Linked DNA regions of Homo sapiens: region 2 is linked to region 1. The links are chromatin contacts, found by Hi-C in ENCODE. All regions are on one chromosome and are shown on one strand. Each heading gives the region's core, a stretch centred on a gene start or an enhancer-like site at or near the end of the contact. The rest is flanking DNA. Distances are from core to core; before and after follow the strand shown.

Region 1 (5,909 bases), core at 1,009-3,508:
ATTAAATCTAATTGGGGATGGGACCCAGGTGGTTCCAATGGGCAGCTGAGGCTGGGAGTTGCACATGCTGGAGGCTATTGTCTTCACCATAGAGAATGAAGTACTGTTGACTCTGATGCTCTGGCTCAGATCTGAGCCCCGAATCCATCTTCTAGTCTGTGTCTTTGCTCACACCCAAAGAGTCCCACCTGGAATATCCTTTCCTTGTCCTTCACTGACTCAAATCCATTTCCCTCCCCTGTTCCATCTCTGTTTTCCAAGTTTCCAAATAGACCTTCCAATTTAGAATAATCTCTGCATTTCTTTTTTTTTGGAGACAGTCTCGCACTGTCGCCACGCTGGAGTGCAGTGGCGCCATCTTGGCTCACTGCAACCTCCGCCTCCCGGGTTCAAGTGTTTCTCCTGCCTCAGCCTCCCAAGTAGCTGGGACTACAGGTGCATGCGACCACGCCCAGCTAATTTTTGTATTTTTAGTAGAGATGGGGTTTCATCATGTTGGCCAGGATGGTCTTGATCTCTTGACCTTGTGATCCGCCTGCCTCTGCCTTCCAAAATGCTGGGAGTACAGGCATGACCTGGCCGCATTTCTTAACTGAAAAAAGTTAGATCACTTCTCTAGTGGATACCAAATAGTGAAATATATAGATTTTTCTGTATTATCTTAATATCTGTAAGATATTATAGATATATCTAATATCTATATTAGGCCAGTGACCCCCCTCCTAAAAAACATGTAAGTTCGTGTGAAAATATTTTTGGGATGTTTGGCTAACAGTATTTCTTACTTAAGTGTAAATTTTAATTTTTGTTTTATTTTAAATTCAGATCTTTTTCCTTCTAACTCTAGTCTATTTTAGGCCATGGATTTCTTTGAAAATCTGGTACAAGCTATAGACCATCTACCCAGAAGAGCGCTCATACAAACACATGCTCTATTTTACATTCAGGCAGTGGGTGCTGGAGCCCCTGGAAAGCCTGTCCACTGACATGTGGCGAGCTCTGTTTGATCTGTTTCTTCTTAGCAGACAGATGGCTATGCTAATTAGCCTGATTTGATAAATCCACAATGTATGCATGTATTGAAACACCACATTGCAACCCATAAATATATACAATTATTTGTTAATTTAAAATAAAACAAAACTATGAAAAATGTGCCTACCTCCCCAAAAGGTTATGAGGAAAGGGATTTTTTAAATGGAGTAAGAAGGAAGGTAATTTGGGAGAGATCTTTTCTTAGGAGCTGCAGTGAGTGGGGACTTCTAACAACAGGATAGCATTTGACTTGAGGGGATGGGGCCAGATGACAGTTAGAGGGCATCTGAGTTTCTCCCCTCCCATATCCTGTCCTGGGCAAGGTCTGGGTGAACTGCGTGGGTGGGACTCTTATGGCCAAGCAGGAGGAATTAATAGCTCAACTGAACACTAGATGTCACCACAACACCAATTAGTTTTCTGGCTTTTGGCACTCCTGTGCCTGAGCCCAGATTAGGACAGCAAGAAAGCTTTAGAGACTTCCAGTCAGGGACCTAATTCCATCAAACGTCTGCAGGATTTGTCTTGTCTTTTTTTTTTTTTTTTTTTCTTCTTAAATACAAAGAAGACCCAAAGGGTGGATAAGTGTACGTTCATTATAAATAAATGGAAAGGGAAAGAAAAGATGAGTGAGGTGAGTCAAGTGAGGAGTGGGATTTGATTCCTGTTTTCCCCGGGACATGAGACTTTCTTGGGAAGAGTTTTTCTGTCTCTGGGAGAAGGGATGTTGGCTGGATGGGCATTTCAGGCTTCTGAAAGAGCAAGTTTTAATATTATGTTACTTACTTTACTGATACTCCAAAACACATTTCAAACCAATTATGACTGTCTTTTGAATAAAAATGGTAATAATGTGCTATAATTTAACATGAGGGCATTTTTCTTGATTGAGGTGTTTTTGTTTGTTTGTTTTTAAGTTTTCTTATTTTTCTTGCAGTTCAGCCAAGTCTTGTCACCTTGGCAGGCAATAGTTCACTTAGTTTTATGACCACACATTACATCTCTGGCCCCAGTCAAATCATTTGTAAATGCACATATTTTGGCAAAAAGTATCCTAAGTCTACCTTTATTGGTTTAAAACCAAGTTGTGTCAGAATATCCTTCAACACTAAGAATGTATTTTTTTATTTTTATTTTTTTTGAGACGGAGTCTCGCTCTGTCACCCAGGCTGGAGTGCAGTGGCATGATCTCAGCTCACTGCTAGCTCCACTTCCTGGGTTCATGCCACTCTCCTGCCTCAGCCTCCTGAGTAGCTGGGACTACAAGCGCCCGCCACTGCACCTGGCTAATTTTTTGTATTTTTGGTAGAGACGGGGTTTCACCGTGGTCTCGATCTCCTGACTTCGTGATCCGCCCACCTCAGCCTCCCAAAGTGCTGGGATTACAGGCATGAGCCACTGCACCTGGTCAACACTAAGAACGTATTAACATTGCATTTTATTATTTAAAAATGAATATAATGGATACATTCTTGCTTCAGGGTAGTACAATTATATCAATAATTCAAAGATCTAGATAGAATGCTGACTAATTCTGTTTTGGTGTATGTGACAATGTAAAATTAGTTCATTTTATCTTTTTTTGATTCCTAGGTTTTGAAAAATGTCCTGGGCAGTAAATAAATTTAGCAGGAAAGTACGCCTACTCCATTTATCCAAATGTTAATGAACTTTCTCTTAGTGAACATGGCACTGTTGACACCACCTAAGTCATAAAAACGGGTCTCAAGGGAGGAAATGACTCAGTGTGTTTAATACAGGTTTCCCTGCTAAGCCTCAATCTGGGGAAGTCCTGTTGGTTTTGGGAAGTGAGCAGCAGTTCTCTATGTGGTTTAAAAAAACAACGACAAAAAAAAAAAAAAAAAAAAGAGACAGAAAATGAAGTGGGTAAAGAAGATTCTTTAAGTCTATTTTAGAATCCCTATTGGGTCTAGAATGCCATCTTCTGTACAAAGTATTCACTCAGAAATGTGGACCCTGAGAGCTCGGGAAATAAGGCTTGTGTAATACTCACTGGGTGGTTTGGGCCACTGGGCCTGCCTCTGAAGGCCACTGATGTTTTTGTCTCCTACAGGTGCTCAGCTTTAAGGGCTACTGGGAAAAACTGAACTCCAACCTAGAATATGTTAAGTACGCCAAGCCACACTTCCACTATAACAACAGTGTGGTCAGGAGAGAGTGGCACAACCTGATCTCTGAAGAGGTATGAGTGGGTCAGTGAGAACAAAGCCAGCAGCGAGGCATAGTGGACTGGATCCAGGTGATGCCTTTAAATCATAAGGCTGGCTTCCATGTGCAGCACTCTTCCCAATTGCCAGGGACTTGATCATTGTCATTACTGATCTCAATGGGCAGAGATGCTTCTATGATCTCTGTTCTCCTAGGGAGGAAACTGAAAAGCAGAAAGTTTAAGGGGACACACAGCACATTCATAGTAGAAGTATGATTAATATCCATGTCTCAGATGTGTTCTCAGGTTACTTATGTAGTTAAAAATTGATATTAAAAAATCTAGGTGTTCCCAACTTAGTGGTCATTAGGGGTTGGGGTAGTTGGAGGGAGAATAGTGGACGTGACTCACTGTCCAGGGGTGACCCAGGGAAATCTTTGGGGGTGATCGAAGACTTCTATGTGTTGATTGTGGTGGTACATTGTGGGACATGAATCTAAACATGATAAAATGACATAGAATGACACACACACATTGTGCCAATGTCAATTTTTGATTTTGATATTGTGCTCTAGTTAGGTAAGATATAAGCACTGAGGAGACTGGGTGGAGGGTACATTGCATCTCTCTCTAGTATCGCTGCATGTAGATTAGTGTTGTTGTGTGTAGTATATAGTTGACTCGCAGTTTCCTGTGAATCTGTAATTGTTTCAGAATAAAATATTTCTTAAAACTTTAAAAAAAATCTAGGTGTTCTGATTACCTGGAAAGTATATTTCTTCTCTCTGATGCTCTTAACTGTATTGCATTATATCCTTGACGTGAAAAGTCACCGATAAAACCTTTACCTTCCACATTTCTGACGTGTTCTCACTCCTAGAAAACAGGAAAAAGAAGGTCTGCGGCATACGTGAGGAATATTCTTGATAATGCAGTAAAGTAAGTGAAAGCAGAGGTTATCATATCTGTAAGATGGTTGACATTTACAATTACTTTGTTTTGTTGGCTACCTTTTATAGAAGTAGTTTACTTTTGTTGCATATCCCCAGCAAAATAATATTGTCAGCTTCATGAATGCAGCCACTTGGACCCTATTCTGGAATTTGGTGCTGGAATTTCTGGTGGGAAAAGCTTATATGTTGAACCTTATAGACTTGTAACCTGCGGATAGATGTTTACAATGGATAATTGGTAAAGAAATTTCCTATTAGCATTTTAGGAGAGAAAGGCAAATAGTAGGTTGATTTTTTTTTTTTTTAAAGTGTCAGTGGGCTAGTGAGCTTGCTTTTATTTTGAAAGCCTATTTTCTGGATATATGAGTCATCTCAGAGTACTAAAAGTATAGGCCCCATTCCAACCTCTGTTCTATTTTCTGTCCCCATTATTTTCAATAACTGAGAGCTACAGTTGTTCTAAATTATTGCCGTTGTTGGCACTAAAGGGTTTTGAGATTTTTTAATTGCCTAATGTGGCTTTCACTACATTGATCAAAGTTTTTGAGGTTTTCAGCAGCTTGAGAATAGTTTCTACAGTGGTTTTTATGAATTTTTAAAGGAGGATATCTTTGTATGATGTGGCTTTAAATTTTTTAAAAGCAATGCTGTCTGTGAATAACATGGCTAATTTCTTCGTAGGGTGATTTCTAACCTAGAAGCAAGAAATTTGGGTAAGAAAAGATCTGTAATAAAGCCTTCTGGGTTCCAGTCAGTGTTTTGTTTGTAGCACTGTTCTTCCTACCACTGTGGGTTGGCAAGAGAATCACTTCCAGTAGTGTGGTGCAGGCAGCACCTTTTAATATCTTGCTGTTAGAGTGGCCGCACGGCTCTTCCCATGTCTGTCTAGGCACCAGGACCTCCGGGGACAGCTGCTGAATGTGCTTTTGCGATGGGAGTCCCTGGGTGATGGCCTTGCGGTTCTCCTTATTTCCTGTCATACAGAGCTGCCCTCTGGCTGTGCCCACAGGATGCATTTTGGCATTTCCCTTGGCTTGGTGCTGCTTGCTTTCTAGCTGTCTGATCCTACCGGGTCTTGCCTTGTTTGTGCCTCTCATTTGGGTTAAAAATTGGGCACACAGGTCCTAGAGGCATAAAGATGAGGAGCTTCCAGGTAAGCAGTGTGGTTCTGGGGGAAAGAGCACAGGCTTGAGAGCTAGACAGAGCTGGACTTATATTCCAGCATGGCCTCTTGTGTGAACCATGTGCTCCTGGGCAAGTCACTTACCCATTTGTGCACTGTCCTTAGGGGAGTGAGGAGAAAATGAGACTAAATGGGGTAATGCAGATAGCACCTAACATAGTGCTTAGCACATGAGGGTACCTGAGGTGGCTGCTTTATTCCTTAGTGTGTAAAGAAGAAATGTTAACATGTGGCTTCTAAACCAAATGACAGGTATTATATAATCCATAGGTGCGGGGAGTGAGAGGATAGGTTAGGAGCGGGGATGGCTGGAGGAGGGAGGGAGGTTGGAAGAGGCTCCCCAGAGGGCTGACAGGTGAGTTAAGTCTTGATAAACAAAGGGGACTTGGCCAAGTGAAACCAGGGGAGGGGAATGCTGAGCATATTCAGGCACAGGCTTATTTGTAGTTGCCAGAAGAACACTTTCGTGCCTCATGAAGGTCAGCCTTCATTAAATAAGCTTTTGTTTTTATATCCCACTCCTGTTTTATGGGCTTGGATGTTGGGTGATTCTAATGGAAACTATTTT
Region 2 (5,909 bases), core at 1,461-3,960, 120 kb before region 1:
CTTTCTTTCTTTTTTTTTTTTTAAAGAGAGGGTCTCACTCTGTTTCCCAGGCTGGTGTGCAATGGTGCAATCATGGTTCACTGCAGCCTCAACCTCCCAGGCTCAAGCAATTCCCCACCTCAGCCTCCTGAGTAGCTTGAGACTACATGTGTATATCAGCACGCCCAGCTAATATTTATTTATTTATTTATTTATTTATTTATTTATTGAGACCAAGTCTCGCACTGTCATCTGCACTGGAGTGAAGTGGCCCGTGATCTTGGCTCACTGCAACCTCCGTCTCCTGGGTTCGAGCGATTCTCCTGCCTCAGCCTCCTGGGTAGCTGGGATTACAGGCACGCCCCACCACACCCTGCTAATTTTTGTATTTTTAGTAGAGACGAGGTTTCACCATGTTGGCCAGGATGGTCTCAATCTCTTGACCTCATGATCTGCCCACTTTGGCCTCCCAAAGTGCTGGGATTACAGGCATGAGCCACCGCGCCCAGCCAATTTTTGTATTTTGTAAAATATATAATTTTTGTATATTTTAGAGTTTCGCCATGTTGCCCAGGCTGTCTTGAACTCCTGAGCTCAAGCCTGCCTCAGCCTCCCAATGTGCTAGGATTTCAGGCATGAACCACTATGTCCGGCCAAAATTTGCCTTTTCTATAGAATAAAAACACCCAATGCTGTTTTTTTCTCAACCTCTTTAGCTGCTTTTGGGGACTTGGTGCAGCCAAGCAGATGAATCCTCTGTTGACTTTGGTTCGGGGCTGGTGACTCAGAGCATCAGGGATGATGCAGAATCCGCTCTGGCCAGGGCCACAGCAGCAATAGCAGCTGCATCTGGTTCCCAGTGGCAGCAGACACAGCTGTTCTGAGGCAATATGCAGGGTCCAGCTCCCAAAGACTTGGCAGTGCAAGCCATGGGGTCAGTGCTTGGCAGCTGGAGTGGTGACTTCATGGACCAGCTCTGCAGAAGGCTTTGGGTATGGTTCTTGCCTGGATAGTTCTCTTCCCACCTTTGTTTCTTAAATTAGCTTCAAAGTTGACTTCATACACAGGTAACAAATACTAATGATATTAACAATAACTGACTCTTAGGTAGTGCTTACTATGTGCCGGGCAAATTTCTAAGGACTTTATGTGTATTAACTCATTTAATCTTTTACAAAACTCTAATGAGTTACGGACTGGTGTTATCCCCATTTTATAGACAAAACAGTTACAGGGAGGTTAGGTTACTTGTCCAAGGTCCAATGACTATAACTGGTAGCTCTGAAACTCAAACCTAGTCAGTCTGATCTAGTTCTTAAGAGCCTTGACTGATACGCGTACTGTTTTGCAACCTAATTTTTTCATGTAACAAAATTTCTTGAGCATTTCCATGTCATTAAATATTTATTTAAGCATTTAAAGTAGCTGTGTAATGTTCAATTATAAGGATGATTCATGTTTTATTTACACAACTCTCTACTGTAGAACATCAAGGAAATCCTGGTGGCTAAACTTTTTTTTTTTTTGAGATGGAGTCTTGCTCTGTCGCTCAGGCTGGAGTGCAATGGTGTGATTTCAGCTCACTGCAACCTCTGCTTCCCGGATTCAAGCAAGTCTTCTGCCACAGCCTCCCGAGTAGCTGAGACTACAGGTGCATGCCACCACACCCGGCTAACTTTTGTACTTTTAGTAGTGATAGGGTTTTGCCATTTTGGGCAGGCTGGTCTTGAACTCCTGGCCTCAAGCGATCCACCCACCTCGGCCTCCAAGTTGTTTTGTTTGTTTTTAATATCCATGAGTTTTTCCTTGGGATAAAGTCTTCAAAGTGGAATGCTAGGTCACGGTGTATTCAAATCGCCTTCCTGAAAGTTTATTCCAATTTACACACCCAGCCACGGAGGGAAACATCCTGTTTTCCTGAGTCCTTATTGACATTGAATGTTAACATTAAATTGTTTTCCTTTGTGGCACTGAAAATGATACATAGTTTTCTTTAAACTTGAAATTATTTAAACATTTAAACATACGTTTATTGGTTATTTGTTCAAAGTTATTTTATGAATTGCCTTTTCCATCACCTATAGAATAAAGCTGAAACTACTTCAGTTCAAAGCTCTTCCAACTCTGACTCAAACTACTTTTCTAACTAATTCTCCTACAGTTTCTAAACATTCATTTGGGACACTCAAGGGGATTATTTTGTTTTCGATTGGACCATATGAATATATATTTTTCTAGGCCAAAAAATTGTTGACTATTGATAGTTTGATATGGTGAAAACTTATAAATCTCCAAAACCTTTGCTGTGACACTACAGTACTTTCCACAAATGCCTGTTGCCCGTCTCTGCTTGGTGAAATCCTGCTAGTTCTTTACAAGGTGGAGTTCATGAATCAGGTCCTCTCCCTCCAATTCCCTTGCCACCCCTCTCCAGGTTCTCCTCTCACCCCCAGCTTAGGCAACTGTAGATCATTTCTTTTCACAATTTCAACTCTCATTCTTTCCTCTCACAGCTGTGGAATGATCTCAGGGTATTGCAGCTGAATAACAAGTTTTCATTTGCCTAGCAGAGGGTGAGCCCTCTGTTGCTCTTCTCTGGCAGAGGCTGTCTTATTTATTTTGGCAGCCTCAGAGACAAGCAAAGTTCCCGGCTTATAGTGGGTGCACAAAAATATCTGTTGAATTGAAGAACTAGTAACTTTAGGGACGAGGAAGTGCCTTATTAGTGCAATACTACTTGCAGTTTCCTTCCATGTTAAATAGGAAGAGCATGTGTAACACCTTCTAATATCTTCTAATTTGGTTGCTTGGTATTTTGTTTGGAATTGGTCCTCCTTATTTTGAATCCTGCATCTTTCTAATTCATCTTTTCCTGTATTTTCAGATGTTGTAATTATATTGCAGTTCAACAGAATTATTTTATTCCATGGTACAATTCCCAAGAGCAAAACAGCACAATTCTCTAACTGGCTAAATAACAAATCAGCATACTTTCCAAGGACTATATTCTGTGTTTTTTCCTTTTAATCAAATCCATCTTTTCTGTCAGTTGGACTTTCAGGAGCTTTTAGTGACTTCTGGGGAATACCAGTGCTATAGACAGTGTAGCTTCAGGAAACATTAAAAGTAAAAATATTTTAAAAAATTCATTCAAAACATTTAAAAGGAATCTTACTGAGACAGTCTTCTGTTTATATAAGGGATACACTGCACAATTAACTTAAGGTATACTTACAGGAAGAAAATCATGAAATTATAGAACTTTAAAGCTAGAAGAGACCCCCAAAGCGTTTCAGTATGTGCTCTTTGGTGAAAAAATACCAAATAGGAGTTGGGGAGAGAATAGTTTGAGCTTAACTTTGGCTCCATATTCCCTCTCCAGTTAATTTGAGTGAAGTTCCAACTCTTGCTCATCTTTTCTACCTGCATATCCTGCCCTAGTCATTCCTGGAATGAGTTCAGGTAGAAGCAGCTGCAATGCCAGGCCTCTTTTGTGTTTATATTCGGGGAGACTGGGCGTTGCTTTATGTATTCTTCATCCCCTCTTTTCCCCTAGACATTTTGCCAGCTCTGGCCTTTTCTTTCCTGCTTGCCCATTAGGCAAGAATGTGCTCAGTATTTTGCCTTTTCTAAGTGGGCTTCTCTAACTAGGAAACTAGTTCAATGAACAGGTCCAAAGAGCCAGAAGAACTGCGTAAGATTTTGTAAAATGTGAATGGGGTATTATAATTTAAAAGACAGATTATAACAAGTGTTGATGAGAATGTGGAGAAACTGGAACCCTCATACACTGCTGGTGGGTTGAAAAATGGTGCAGCCACTTTGGAAAACAGTCTGGCAGTTCTTCAAATAGTTAAGCATAGAGTTGCCATATGATCAAGCAATTCTACTCTTAGGTGTACTCAAGAGAAATTAAAACATATGTCCAGGCCGGGCATGGTGGCTTATGCCTGTAATCCCAGCACTTTGGGAGGCTATGGCGGGCAGATCATGAGGTCAAGAGATCGAGACCATCCTGGCTAACATGGTGAAACCCTGTCTCTACTAAAAATACAAAAAAAATTAGCTAGGCTGGTGGCATACACCTGTAGTCCCAGCTACTTGGGAAGCTGAGTCAGGAGAATCACTTGAACCCAGGAGACAGAGGTTGCAGTGAGCCGAGATCGCACTACTGCACTCTAGCCTGGCGAAAGAGCGAGACTCCATCTCAAAACAAAACCAAAACCAAACAAACAAAAAATACGTCCATAGAAGAGTTTATACATGAATGCTCATAGTAGTGATATTCATAATAATCAAAGAGTAGAAGCAATCTAAATTTCCATCAACTGATGGATGGATGTTGTATGTCTATAAAATAGAATACTATTCACGAATTAAAAGAAATGAAATACTGATACATGCTGCAATATGGATGAACCTTGAAAACAAGTTAAGTAAAAGAAGCGAGTCACAAAGGACCATATGTTGTGTGATTCTGTTTATATGAAATGCCCAGATAGGTAACTCTATAAAGACAGAAAATAGATTAGCAGTTGCCTGCAATGATGGTGGGAGGAGTGGAGCTTCTTTTTCAGGTAATGAAAATGTTCTAAAATTGATTGTGGTGGTAGATGTGTAAATCTGTGAATATACTAAAAGCCATCAGATTGTACACTTGAAGTGGGTGCATTGTACAGTCTGTGAATTATATTGCAATAAAGCTGTAAACAAATTAAAAGAATGGGTATTTTTTTTATATGTAATTTTGTTTCCTGGTACTTTTCTGGCTAGCTGGAGATTCCCATGCCAAATTTCAGACTTACTTTGTTCTTTGATTCTACTTGAAGTCCAGCCAATAGCTCATTAGCTATTAGCAGGGTGGGAATTTGACTCACAATGCAACTTAGACATGAAGATAAAATATAAGTTCTTTATTTAGTTTATAACCAATCTGGCTTTCCTCCTGAGTCCTTAACTGTGGATAGTGGGAAAAATAAATGACATATGTAATTCCCAATGTCTGGGAAAACCACTATGATGGAACTATGATGGAAGGAATGGCTGGGACTAATTTATCTGCAGCTAACACACACTATTCTTGCTGCAGCTATATTCACTCAAATGACTAACGCACAGGACGGTCAGCGTGGGGCTTCATATGCATGGTTCTGAATTCTTGTCTTTTTTTTTTTTTTTTGAAACAGAGTCTCTCACTGTCGCCTGGGCTGGAGTGCAGTGGCGCGATCTCGGCTCACTGCAACCTAGGCCTGTTCAAGCAATTCTCTTGCCTCAGCATCCTGAGCAGCTGGGATTACAGGTGCCCGCCACCACATCCAGCTAATTTTTTGTATTTTTAGTAGAGACGGGGTTTCACCATTTTGGCCAGGCTGGCCTCAAACTCCTGACCTTGTGATTCACCCGTCTCGGCCTCCCAAAGTGCTGGGATTACAGGCTTGAGCCACCGCGCCCAGCCCTTCTTGTCTTGATTCTATGCTTTCTTTTGGCCTTCGTTATTCATGTGATTCAAGGCTTGCTTTGAACTCCTGGATGTGTGTGCTCCATAACTCATGAAAGCTCTTTTGACTTCTAACTATTGGCTCTGTCTTGACCACTGGTTTCCAGGCAATGTCAGTGTCTCTGGGTTTGCTGCAGTCCTGTAGCTGTTCACAAAGCTTCATTGTTTTGGTCTCTATCATGGCATCTGATCCCATGTCTATGATCAGTAGCTAGCTAGGGTGATAAAATAACTGTTTTGTGGGTTCCTGAAGCATTAGATCTTAGCAGAATACATACGCTTATTTCCTTCTTCTGAAACAATATTTAAAAGCACTGTAAAATGTTTGAAATAAAATTTGCCCTGTTTTTATAATTTTTTATTGATGATGCTATGAGTATTTATTTTACTTTTTAAGCTGCATTTGTTTGTATGTTTGTTCTTTTGGAAAGAG

What was found. Hi-C counts contacts between places; a loop is a spot of excess contacts on that map. Pooled maps may share reads with other maps.
Region 2: a pooled map shows a loop between it and region 1 (2.3-fold over the local background). The contact joins two enhancer-like sites. A Hi-C loop is called at or near these places in 1 of 168 maps with a recorded cell type or tissue (Caco-2), 3 of 37 single-sample maps with no recorded cell type and 6 of 50 pooled maps.

The regions. Positions count from the first base shown.
Region 1 is chr7:77,327,568-77,333,476 of GRCh38, reverse strand. It overlaps GSAP (gamma-secretase activating protein), which reads left to right. Exons shown (of 31, transcript NM_017439.4): 20 at 3,110-3,238; 21 at 4,086-4,144; 22 at 4,840-4,871. Among named protein-coding and RNA genes, the nearest start is that of CCDC146-AS1, 82 kb to the right of the region's middle. Within about 2 kb of position 2,258, at least 10 of the 41 ENCODE cell types and tissues checked have a DNase peak (open chromatin) inside an H3K27ac peak, as active enhancers do.
Region 2 is chr7:77,450,437-77,456,345 of GRCh38, reverse strand. No RefSeq gene overlaps it. Among named protein-coding and RNA genes, the nearest start is that of GSAP, 37 kb to the right of the region's middle. Within about 2 kb of position 2,710, at least 3 of the 41 ENCODE cell types and tissues checked have a DNase peak (open chromatin) inside an H3K27ac peak, as active enhancers do.